Regions from separate parts of the Homo sapiens genome. Here region 1 is linked to region 2. The links are chromatin contacts, found by Hi-C in ENCODE. All regions are on one chromosome and are shown on one strand. Each heading gives the region's core, a stretch centred on a gene start or an enhancer-like site at or near the end of the contact. The rest is flanking DNA. Distances are from core to core; before and after follow the strand shown. Region 1 holds the start of GNG5 (G protein subunit gamma 5). Region 2 holds the start of CCN1 (cellular communication network factor 1).

Evidence for each region. A loop is a pair of places that touch in the nucleus more often than their neighbours do. Pooled maps may share reads with other maps.
Region 1: a map of ascending aorta shows a loop between it and region 2 (7-fold over the local background). The contact joins the promoter of GNG5 here to the promoter of CCN1 in region 2. A Hi-C loop is called at or near these places in 2 of 168 maps with a recorded cell type or tissue (ascending aorta and gastrocnemius medialis) and 7 of 50 pooled maps.

What each region holds. Positions count from the first base shown.
Region 1 is chr1:84,503,140-84,508,717 of GRCh38, forward strand. It overlaps GNG5 (G protein subunit gamma 5), which reads right to left and starts at 3,442. Exons shown (of 4, transcript NM_005274.3): 1 at 3,297-3,442; 2 at 2,872-3,162. The coding sequence starts at 2,952. It overlaps SPATA1 (spermatogenesis associated 1), which reads left to right and starts at 3,247. Exons shown (of 14, transcript NM_001397487.1): 1 at 3,247-3,279. RefSeq lists an enhancer at 543-1,048 and silencers at 2,708-2,837, 3,088-3,167.
Region 2 is chr1:85,578,257-85,583,765 of GRCh38, forward strand. CCN1 (cellular communication network factor 1) reads left to right here and starts at 2,505. Exons shown (of 5, transcript NM_001554.5): 1 at 2,505-2,791; 2 at 3,109-3,322; 3 at 3,672-4,028; 4 at 4,160-4,368; 5 at 4,484-5,509. The coding sequence starts at 2,729. The coding sequence ends at 4,786. RefSeq lists enhancers at 2,073-2,595, 2,326-2,375, 3,642-4,163 and silencers at 2,486-2,615, 3,046-3,105, 3,116-3,165, 3,176-3,225.

The DNA.
Region 1 (5,578 bases), core at 2,192-4,691, 1.1 Mb before region 2:
GACGTGGAACATGAATGACTAAAACATGCCCCAAATGCATCTAATATCTGAAGTCTTGAACTGAGATTTAAAAAGTGGGAGAAATACTCATTTATTTTATTCTCAGTCTTTATCCGCAAGGAGGCTGGGAGCAGGTGTCCAGTCCATCCAGCTGGATATGTGGCCTCAGGGAATTAATAGCATCACAAATGCTCTCTATACCAAGAACCCCTGCAGATTACAGCTGTACCTCCAACCTAATAATTCTTCATCCTAAGATGAATCTAAACGCTTATCGAATCTATTTGTGTGTTTTGCTTATACAGCAGTCCAGAGTAATGAGTTCCATAGGTTTATTAGCTCCTATGTAAAAGAAGTATTTTTACAAATGACTACACCCCCTCATCCCCCGCCTTCCAAAAGAAGTGTAGCTAAAGTAGGGGAACAATGGTGTCATTTTTCACCAAATATTGTAATAGTGTTTAGTGTTTTCATTCATATTAACCAGCAGGAAGCATAAAGAGTACCTGTTAATTTTCTGTTTAAAGTGTAGGTGGGGTCCAATGTAACTCGCTTTCACAATTTTCAAGCACCACTATGTGCCGCATATACTTACAGGCACTAAGAATACATAAGAACAGCCAGAGCCCTGTTGTTATGGAGCTAACAGTTCAGAGAAAATGACAGACAAGGTGCTCTGTAGTAAAATGAATAATCTTTTAGATGGTGACTGGGTGCCCACCTAAGGGAAGGTGTCTGAGGTGACATTGAAGCTGAGATCTCAATGACAAGAGATCCAGCCAAATAACCATCAGTGAGAAACAGCATTCCAAACAGTGAGGAAAGCTGAGACAAAGACTCTAAAACTGGAACAAGCTGCTAGCCCCTAAGGCACTGTAACAATCACCATCCAGGAGGTTGAAACCCTGTAATCCTGGCCTATTAGTGCCCCTTCTCACTCTCAAAAATGTCCTGACCTACCTATGACAGTTTGTCAAGCACTTATGGTAAGTTCTATCAATTGTACTCACACATAAAGGTTAAAAGTAAGATTGTGCTAGTTTAAAAATCTCACAAAAAAATCACCTAGCCCAGTCATTGATAAAACAGATACACAACGTTAAACCACATTTAGCAACATGTCTAAAGAAAAGCTCATTAAAAAGTACAAAAGGGGATGCTCCCCTTCTTGCTACAGCCTTAACATCAGGCAATAACTCCAAAACCAAATCATGTCTGGTGCCTTTAATGATCCCGACCAGAACCAGAAGTCTACTGAAGATTTAGGTAGGATCAGTTTTGGGGAATTAGGGGAGCAGCAGCTAGGGTTTTCAAAGTAAAGCTCTTGGAGTATTTTAGCCTGAGAACCTCATGTCATTTTCTTTGGAGACTAAAGATGTACAATTTATTGCTTTCACTATCCCACCCCCATTTTTTTTTCTTGGTCCATCCTATCTATGATAAAGGCACACCTGAATGACATTTAATGGTTACGAAATAAATGATTTCGAGTTTCAGAGCCAAATCCAGCCAAGACTGACTAGAAACCACTGTGATGAGGTAAGAATTGGGAGAGTAGAGAAATGGATTCCAAACTGCAGTGAGGTCTACAGCATTTCAAGGACTGGACGTGAGGGGGATCCCACACCAAGACGAATGAGAATTCCCTTCCCTTCTGAGTTGACCACAACTGAGTAAGCTAGGTCCCTGACATTTCTAGTTAACAAAACTAAATGGGAGACTCTCTCTCAGGAGGATCCTGCACCAAGACGAATGAGAATTTCCCTTCCCTTCTGAGGTGACCACAACTGAGTAAGCTAGGTCTCTGACACTTCTAGTTAAGAAAGCTTAGAGACCCTCTCAGTTCACAAAACATTTCGGCAAGTAATAAAGACTAGCCTGATGAGTATAAAATCAAATCATCTTAGGAACTGGCTGCTTTTAACAGGGCACATGATTTACATTCTTGTTTCTTTTTTTAACTGCAGAAGTGTTTCACATGTAGCCTGACCTATTGTACCAGAAAGAAGCCAATCCATTTAGGACTGTAAAAATCAGGAAATACTTAGAACAGCACTTGAATGTCAAGTTATTCTATCAACACAGACAAAAGGCTTTTTCTCCCAAAGTACCCCAAGACAAGGCCAATACTAACCAGACGCCAAAATAAGACCAATAATTACCCACAATAATCATTTTCTCCGGCATGCGGACCAGTCGATATCCCCAAGGTCAAATATGAGCAAACTGTGCCATAGGTATGAAATGCACGCTTTGTTCGAGGTTGTACGGGGCACTGACCGGAACTTTACACTCCAGGATCGTTTCGAAAAATGCTTATTCAATCCACAGTTTAAGTTATGCAATAATTCGCTTAAAAGTATGTGTTCAACGGACAAGAGAAGTTGAAGGTAAGAATTTAATACTAAAGGAAGTAGGTTTGGGAAAGATCAAATGGGAGAAAAGTCTGCTCTGAATCAAAAGTCGGAAAATACCCTGTCCGATGAGAAACAGGAGGCTGGCAAAGTGGGAAAGGAAGGGTGCGGACAGCGCGCGGAGGCGCAGCTGTTGGTGAGACCAGCCGAGAAGGCTGCCAAGGGAGGTAGAGACGGAGGAGGACCGGAATGTCGGCCACGGTTCAACCCAGGGGCCAGCCCGCCTCGGAAAGTCCTGGGGCGGAAGGGCGAACTAATCGTCCCCCTAAAACACAGCGTAGACCCACGCGGCGCCTGCTCTAAAGCTGGCCGCTCCCCGATCGCCGCCGCTGAGCGCGCGTCCTCTCCAGGGGAAGCGAGGGCCGGCGCGTGTCCCGCCCGCCCCCGCCAGCTGGGCCGCCGGATCCCACCCGCCGCCGCCGCCTTCCTCCCGCCTCGGCCGCCCGCCCCCGCTCACTTTTACGCGGTTGAGTCCGGCCTCCAGCCGGAGCTGTTGAACCACTTTCTTCATAGCGGCGACGCTGGAGGAGCCAGACATGGTGCACGCGACGGCCGGGCCGATTCGTGGGTCGGTGGGTCGTGGGCCGTGGGTCGGCGGGGCCAGACAACTCAGCGGCGCGCGGCGGGGGCGGGGCTCCGAACTTTGTCTCTAAGTTTCCGGTTCTGTGCTCAGCGGCTCCACCCTCGGTGCGCATGCGCGCCTTGCCAGCCCTCTGTTCCAGCTCCACACCCGGCCCCGAGCGCGAGCCTGGAGGAGGGGGAGGAGAAGGGGCGGAGCAGTCGGTGGGCGCGGCGGCTGCTGGAGGCTAGCGCGACCCGACTCTTAAGTTTTCTTTTCCTCTCCAGAGGGGCCGATTAGGGAGAGGTAAGGAGAGAGCTTACCGTTAGCCGCGAAGAACTAAGAGGGGGTCTGAAGAGGACCAGGGAGGGAAGGCAGAGCTTGTGGGAGTTTCTAAAAGGCCCGGCGGCGGGTGACCAGGAGGTCTCAGTTTTCCTCCCAGTTTGTGGGAAGGGTTGAGGGAAGTGAGGGGAGATACTGGGTGAGGCGTAGGAGCTACTGTGCACCCGGCGTGAGTCACCCGCACACCCCCGCCCCGTACAGGCGTGTCTCTCTGTGACCCGAGTTTGGCCAACAGGCATTTTCAGTTCCACCCCCAACCCCCAGCCCCGCTGACCCGAGGCGGAGAGCAGGCGCGGAGGTCGCTGTCGCGTACCCAGCGGAGCCGGGCGGGCGGGGAGCAGGGGCGCTGATTCGCTGGAGAAGGGATCTTCTCGAGGTTTGACTTTACTGGCTTCTTAGCTCTTGAATCGGTTTTTCTGAAGGAGATTGTGAAGAAGCCAAGGTGCTGGCTGAAGATTACACCTGTCTGCTCGGTTACCCATTTACTCTGGAGAATTAATGCTTATTGTACTTTTTAAAATAAAACTTATTTTTGTGTTTCCGGAAAGTTTGCTCTTTAGTATTTCCGTTGTAATTTATTACCTCCTGCTTGAAATTGAGTACCAAAGGAGTTTTTAGGAGAGAGGGTAGGGTCTAACCAAACAAAATAGGCTCAGCCAGTAGGTCTTTCTTTCATCCACGGAAATATGTGTGTTATGTCACAGCACTAAGGGCAGATGTTTCCTATTTCTTTTCGGGTAGTCAATCTCCGAATGCGCTGATGTTTTCCATTAATGTTAATAATTTTATCATTAATGGATTTCAAATTTTTTATTAGGGAAGCATGTGTAATTGCACTGGTCAACAAAATCTAATTTATTTACTCAACAGTTTATATCAGTTCGCAAAAATGTACATCGTAAGTTTAGCATTTTACTTAATTCATACGGATGTAATGATTGGGGTTAAAACCAGGGTTTGAATTCTGGCTCTGCTACTTACGGTATTCTTGGGCAAGCCACTTAAGTTACTGAGGCTTTATTTCCTTATTTCAAAGTAAATTATACAGCTTCGTAGAGTTGTTTTTCGGAATGAAATGACATTATATGTAAAAAGAATGTGAAAGCTATCTCAATAAATATTGTCTTTTCCCAAAAGGTATTGTAATTATTTCACCTTTGGTGCTTTGTTGACTGTATAATGCTAAAACGTCATTCATACTTTACAGATTTGTAAGATTAAACACAAGTATCTATTCAAAGAATGATCTGTTTTACAGTAGTTGTAAAATATATCACTGAACTCTTAGAACCGTGGTATGTTAATGCTGGAAGAGATTTTAGGGAATATATGGTCCAATAATTACTTCTGTGAGGGAGACTGTTGAGGAATAAGCAGTGTTTTAGGCCGAAACAGTTTCAGAAAAAAAAAAAATTGTTGCTTTTTTATTAACTGCTGCATTGGGAAACCACAGACTGGAGTGCTGTCTCAAACACCAGGTGTTATTTTTTTGTAGCGTGTGTTTAAAGATTCTATTTAGGATACAAAAGAAAAATAAAACATTGAGGCCTGGTATGGTGGCTCACGCCTGTAATCCCAGCACTTTAGCAGGCTGAGGCGAGCAGATCACGAGGTCAAGAGATCGAGACCATCCTGGCCAACGTGGGGAAACCGTCTCTACTAAAAAATACAAAAATTAGCTGGGCGTGGTGGTGCGCGCCACCCAGGAGTCCCAGCTGCCCAGGAGGCTTGATGCAGGAGATTCGCTTGAACCTGGGAGGCAGAGGTTGCAGTGAGCCGAGATGGCACCACTGCACTCCAGCCTGGCGACAGAGTGAGACTCCGTCTCAAAAAAAAAAAAACAAAACCATTGAGATAACTTTAAGTTCAGTTGCATCTGAAGTGATTACCAGTAAATATAGTTTATGAACTATCTGTATCTCTTAAACTTTTGTTTAGATGTTCTTTGACCTTCCACAATGATCTAAGACATTTCAAACATGTTACCAACTGTACAGACATAGATGCTCACTGTTCAGTTGGTTGAAGACTGGCCTGTTGTCACCAAGAGGATTCTTTTAGCAATAAATGCCAAGAAAAGACCACCAAGTAATCTGTCACTTTATGTTTTGTCAGCAGAGCACTGTCAATTTAAATTTACCTGAGATCTTCACCGTATTCAATTAATTAGTACCCTAAGTTCTTTAGTTCACTAGGTCTAAATTCAGAATTTGAATAAATAAGAGTCACATGCTGTACTTTGTACTTTAACTAAAAGCTGAAT
Region 2 (5,509 bases), core at 1,255-3,754:
CAACACACCCCCTGCTTTAAATGGGCAGCTGACGGTAAGGTTCTCTAAATTTCTCTTCTGGGGCAAACTCATCCTCAAGATTCCCCAGTTGAAGTCCAGAAACAAACCCACACACCCTTGTTAAAAAAACTTTAATGTGATTTTAAAGGAATCTCTGGAATGGCGTGTGTTTGAACGCAGTGCGGCAGACTGGATCTCTGCCGTCCCCCATCCCCAACCTCCAATTAAGGTATATACGGCCAGTTGGATGATCCACTGTGCTTTTATTTTAAATCATGATGGACAGATTGCGTGAAAAACAAGGAATTCCAAAGAATTTCCTGCTCTGGGAAGAGAAGTTAAATCTATATTTAACAACATTTGAAGCTGTCAAGAATGCTTTGTGGTTGGATAACAGAGGCAGAAAAATGTTAAAAACGCAGGCTACTGCTATACCCAAATATGGAAATATTGTTACGTCTGGTGTCTGATTCACCATCTGGAAATACTTACAACCATGAAGTCAAATAGAAAAGACGCCACAACAGAAGCCAGGAACCCTCCTCTCCATTCTCTCTCTAGTTCAACCAGTACTGTCCCTGCACCCCTCCTCCCCCCTCCCGCCCCCCGTCACTTCATTAAGAAGGAAACAATAATGAAATGATAAGGCAGGAAAAACAGTGTTTTGTAAATAATAATTGATGTATTAACCTGTGTACGTGTTGGGCCCACACTTTCCTCACTGTATTTGCATAACACCTGACAATCCATTGTCTTGAAAAGTCTCCCACCCCTAACCCTCTAACAGAGCTTTAGAGATCCCACTCCCTCTAGCAAATGCTGCTTCCATTTATGAAAGGGCACTTTGGAATGAATGAAACTGAACTCCTTCCTGCAAGAATTCTCTTCACTGGAGTGTGTTTTCATCCTGACAGATTCTCATTGTGCTTATCAGGAAAGTCAGCATTAGCACTAAGGGCCTTTTCAAGCAAGACTGCTAAATTATGAAGTCTGAATAGCCTTAAACATTAAAAAGGATAAGTAGTTATCCTAGAGCATATGAGTCTTACATGATAATTTTTATTAAAATTATGCAAAAAGTTTTTGAAACTTGCAGGGAAAGTTTATCAATCACACTAATGGTATTGGTGATGTTCAAGTAAATTGTCTTGTGGTGGGGTCTTCTACTGAGTGTGTTGCAAGTAGAACGGGATCTTAAAATCTGCTGACATTTTTACTGCAAAATATTACATCCTAAATCTCTTTTCTGTACTTGGAGAGAAGGGCATTGCAATTCATTTAAAATGGGAGGCTTCCAGTGGTCCCTAGGAAAGGAGTTAAAAACCCCACAAAATGTCCAGCTTGAAGGAGTCTGCTTTTCCCAGAGATTCATAGGGCACAATGGTCCTGGAATCTGGTTTGGCCTTGCGGTCTTTGCAGGTGATGATTTCAGGCCACTCCACGGTGGTCTCCTGCACTTCTGGCTGGCTGCTTGGTTAGCATAGCCTCCTGCCCGCGGAGGGAGGCGGGAAGGGCTTACCCCGTCTCCTGCATCCGTGAGGAAGTATAAGTCAGCCTCCCGGAGAACTCCCCGCGTTCGTTTCCTCTCGGACTTCCAACCCAGGCAGTGGGCTGGAACTAAAGTGGGAACCTCCAAAAACAAACAAGTACAACATACCCAAAAGAGGGAAGGGCTGGAGGAGTGGGGGAGACCTCTGCCTGGGAATTTGCCAGACGATGGGCAAGTTTCCCCCCGCCCCACCCCCCCCCCGCCTTTTCATTCATAAATGCCACTGTGGGTATTAATTTGCAATTCACTGAACTTTGCTAATAAACATCATGCCAAAGCTTTGGGACTTGTTCCGAACACGCCTCTTTGAAGTCCACAAATATTCCTGACTCAGAGACACACTCCTCTTCCCCGTTCTACTCTTTCAACAGATAACTTGCCTCTCACCTTCGCTGTAAAAAAGCAAACAGCTCACTGCCTTCCCGGGTGAGGGCTTCAGTGGCTGCCCGGTCAACTCGCATCACCAAACAAAACGACTTTTGTTCCTCCCTCTCAGGTCCTCCCACCCACCCAGTCCAGGCAAAGTTCTGAACTGGCCCCCCTCGCCCCTCACGACCCTCCAACTACCATCACCACCATCACGCCCCAAAGAACCCTTCCCAACATAAGTCGTAATTTAAGGTGGAAAAAACGAACTGTTTTCTTGACGGGTCTGGGACACACACACACACACACACACACACACACACACCCCCCGAACTGTTTTCTTGACGGGTCTGGGAGACAGACACACACACAGACACACACACACACACACACACACACACACACACACACACACACACACACACACAAAGGTGCAATGGAGCCAGGGGAGGCGCTTGGCAGCAGCCCGCGCCAACCAGCATTCCTGAGATGTTTGAGAATTCTGGAACGCGCAGACAGAGCCGACGTCACTGCAACACGCGGCGCCTCCGCCGGCCCGTATAAAAGGCGGGCTCCGGGGCGCCTGGGCAGACCGCGAGCGAGAGCGCCCCCGAGCAGCGCCCGCGCCCTCCGCGCCTTCTCCGCCGGGACCTCGAGCGAAAGACGCCCGCCCGCCGCCCAGCCCTCGCCTCCCTGCCCACCGGGCCCACCGCGCCGCCACCCCGACCCCGCTGCGCACGGCCTGTCCGCTGCACACCAGCTTGTTGGCGTCTTCGTCGCCGCGCTCGCCCCGGGCTACTCCTGCGCGCCACAATGAGCTCCCGCATCGCCAGGGCGCTCGCCTTAGTCGTCACCCTTCTCCACTTGACCAGGCTGGTGAGTTGGACTCTCCTTTTGCCACCTATTCCCCGTCCGCTCTCCAGCCCCTTCCCCTGGTCCCAGATTGCCCACGGCAGGAAAAGTTAAAAAGTTCGCGATCGTTTGCGGGTAGCCGTTTCTTTAAGCACTCTCCCCCTCCCCCCGAAGACGTGTCGGGACCTCTTGGTGGGAGCAGCCTTCCGAGGTGGCCGGGCTGGACGAGATCAGAGGCTCCCCGTCGATAGGGTCGGAGACCCCCGTCCCTCACTGCGGCAGCCGCGGCGCCCCTCCTGCGCACCGCGCCGAGTCTCACGCGTATCTTCTCCCCCTTCCAGGCGCTCTCCACCTGCCCCGCTGCCTGCCACTGCCCCCTGGAGGCGCCCAAGTGCGCGCCGGGAGTCGGGCTGGTCCGGGACGGCTGCGGCTGCTGTAAGGTCTGCGCCAAGCAGCTCAACGAGGACTGCAGCAAAACGCAGCCCTGCGACCACACCAAGGGGCTGGAATGCAACTTCGGCGCCAGCTCCACCGCTCTGAAGGGGATCTGCAGAGGTAAGATGCTTGTGGTTTGGCCCCTTTAAAAAAAATACTAGTCCCCATAGTCCAGAAGTTTAGTAATTCTGAGACCATGTATGGTGATGCTTTGTTGTTGGTAGCTTGGCAGAAAGGCACATGATTTCAGCAGTCTGGAATGCAATTCAGTGTGTCTGGGCCCAACGAAAGCGCATACGGAAAAGTGATTCCTGACTAACTTATTGTTCTGGTCTGGAGTCTCCGGGGAATTGTAGGGAACTTTACCATAAATTGAATTTAACAGCAGAAAATATGTATGAGTTTCAGGCGGTGGTTTGGAATCTTAACTTTATCCCCTTCTACCTTTCTCTTTTGGTGATCTTTGCAGCTCAGTCAGAGGGCAGACCCTGTGAATATAACTCCAGAATCTACCAAAACGGGGAAAGTTTCCAGCCCAACTGTAAACATCAGTGCACATGTATTGATGGCGCCGTGGGCTGCATTCCTCTGTGTCCCCAAGAACTATCTCTCCCCAACTTGGGCTGTCCCAACCCTCGGCTGGTCAAAGTTACCGGGCAGTGCTGCGAGGAGTGGGTCTGTGACGAGGATAGTATCAAGGACCCCATGGAGGACCAGGACGGCCTCCTTGGCAAGGAGCTGGGATTCGATGCCTCCGAGGTGGAGTTGACGAGAAACAATGAATTGATTGCAGTTGGAAAAGGCAGCTCACTGAAGCGGCTCCCTGGTAAGTGGAGACTGAGCACTTCAGACACTGTACTGAGATGCATTTCTGGTCTAAATCTTTGTAGAAATGAGTGCTTGAGCCTGTTTGTGTCGGTATGCCTCTGAGAAGTCTTCCCTCTTATATGTCTCTAGTTTTTGGAATGGAGCCTCGCATCCTATACAACCCTTTACAAGGCCAGAAATGTATTGTTCAAACAACTTCATGGTCCCAGTGCTCAAAGACCTGTGGAACTGGTATCTCCACACGAGTTACCAATGACAACCCTGAGTGCCGCCTTGTGAAAGAAACCCGGATTTGTGAGGTGCGGCCTTGTGGACAGCCAGTGTACAGCAGCCTGAAAGTAAGTTCCTTCAGGGACGTGTAGACTGTTGCCTGGCAGGTGGGTGGGATGTGAACATCTTTTTGAAGAAAGAGAAATATCACCCCTAACTTTCCTTCTCTCCTTTCTCTTACAGAAGGGCAAGAAATGCAGCAAGACCAAGAAATCCCCCGAACCAGTCAGGTTTACTTACGCTGGATGTTTGAGTGTGAAGAAATACCGGCCCAAGTACTGCGGTTCCTGCGTGGACGGCCGATGCTGCACGCCCCAGCTGACCAGGACTGTGAAGATGCGGTTCCGCTGCGAAGATGGGGAGACATTTTCCAAGAACGTCATGATGATCCAGTCCTGCAAATGCAACTACAACTGCCCGCATGCCAATGAAGCAGCGTTTCCCTTCTACAGGCTGTTCAATGACATTCACAAATTTAGGGACTAAATGCTACCTGGGTTTCCAGGGCACACCTAGACAAACAAGGGAGAAGAGTGTCAGAATCAGAATCATGGAGAAAATGGGCGGGGGTGGTGTGGGTGATGGGACTCATTGTAGAAAGGAAGCCTTGCTCATTCTTGAGGAGCATTAAGGTATTTCGAAACTGCCAAGGGTGCTGGTGCGGATGGACACTAATGCAGCCACGATTGGAGAATACTTTGCTTCATAGTATTGGAGCACATGTTACTGCTTCATTTTGGAGCTTGTGGAGTTGATGACTTTCTGTTTTCTGTTTGTAAATTATTTGCTAAGCATATTTTCTCTAGGCTTTTTTCCTTTTGGGGTTCTACAGTCGTAAAAGAGATAATAAGATTAGTTGGACAGTTTAAAGCTTTTATTCGTCCTTTGACAAAAGTAAATGGGAGGGCATTCCATCCCTTCCTGAAGGGGGACACTCCATGAGTGTCTGTGAGAGGCAGCTATCTGCACTCTAAACTGCAAACAGAAATCAGGTGTTTTAAGACTGAATGTTTTATTTATCAAAATGTAGCTTTTGGGGAGGGAGGGGAAATGTAATACTGGAATAATTTGTAAATGATTTTAATTTTATATTCAGTGAAAAGATTTTATTTATGGAATTAACCATTTAATAAAGAAATATTTACCTAATATCTGAGTGTATGCCATTCGGTATTTTTAGAGGTGCTCCAAAGTCATTAGGAACAACCT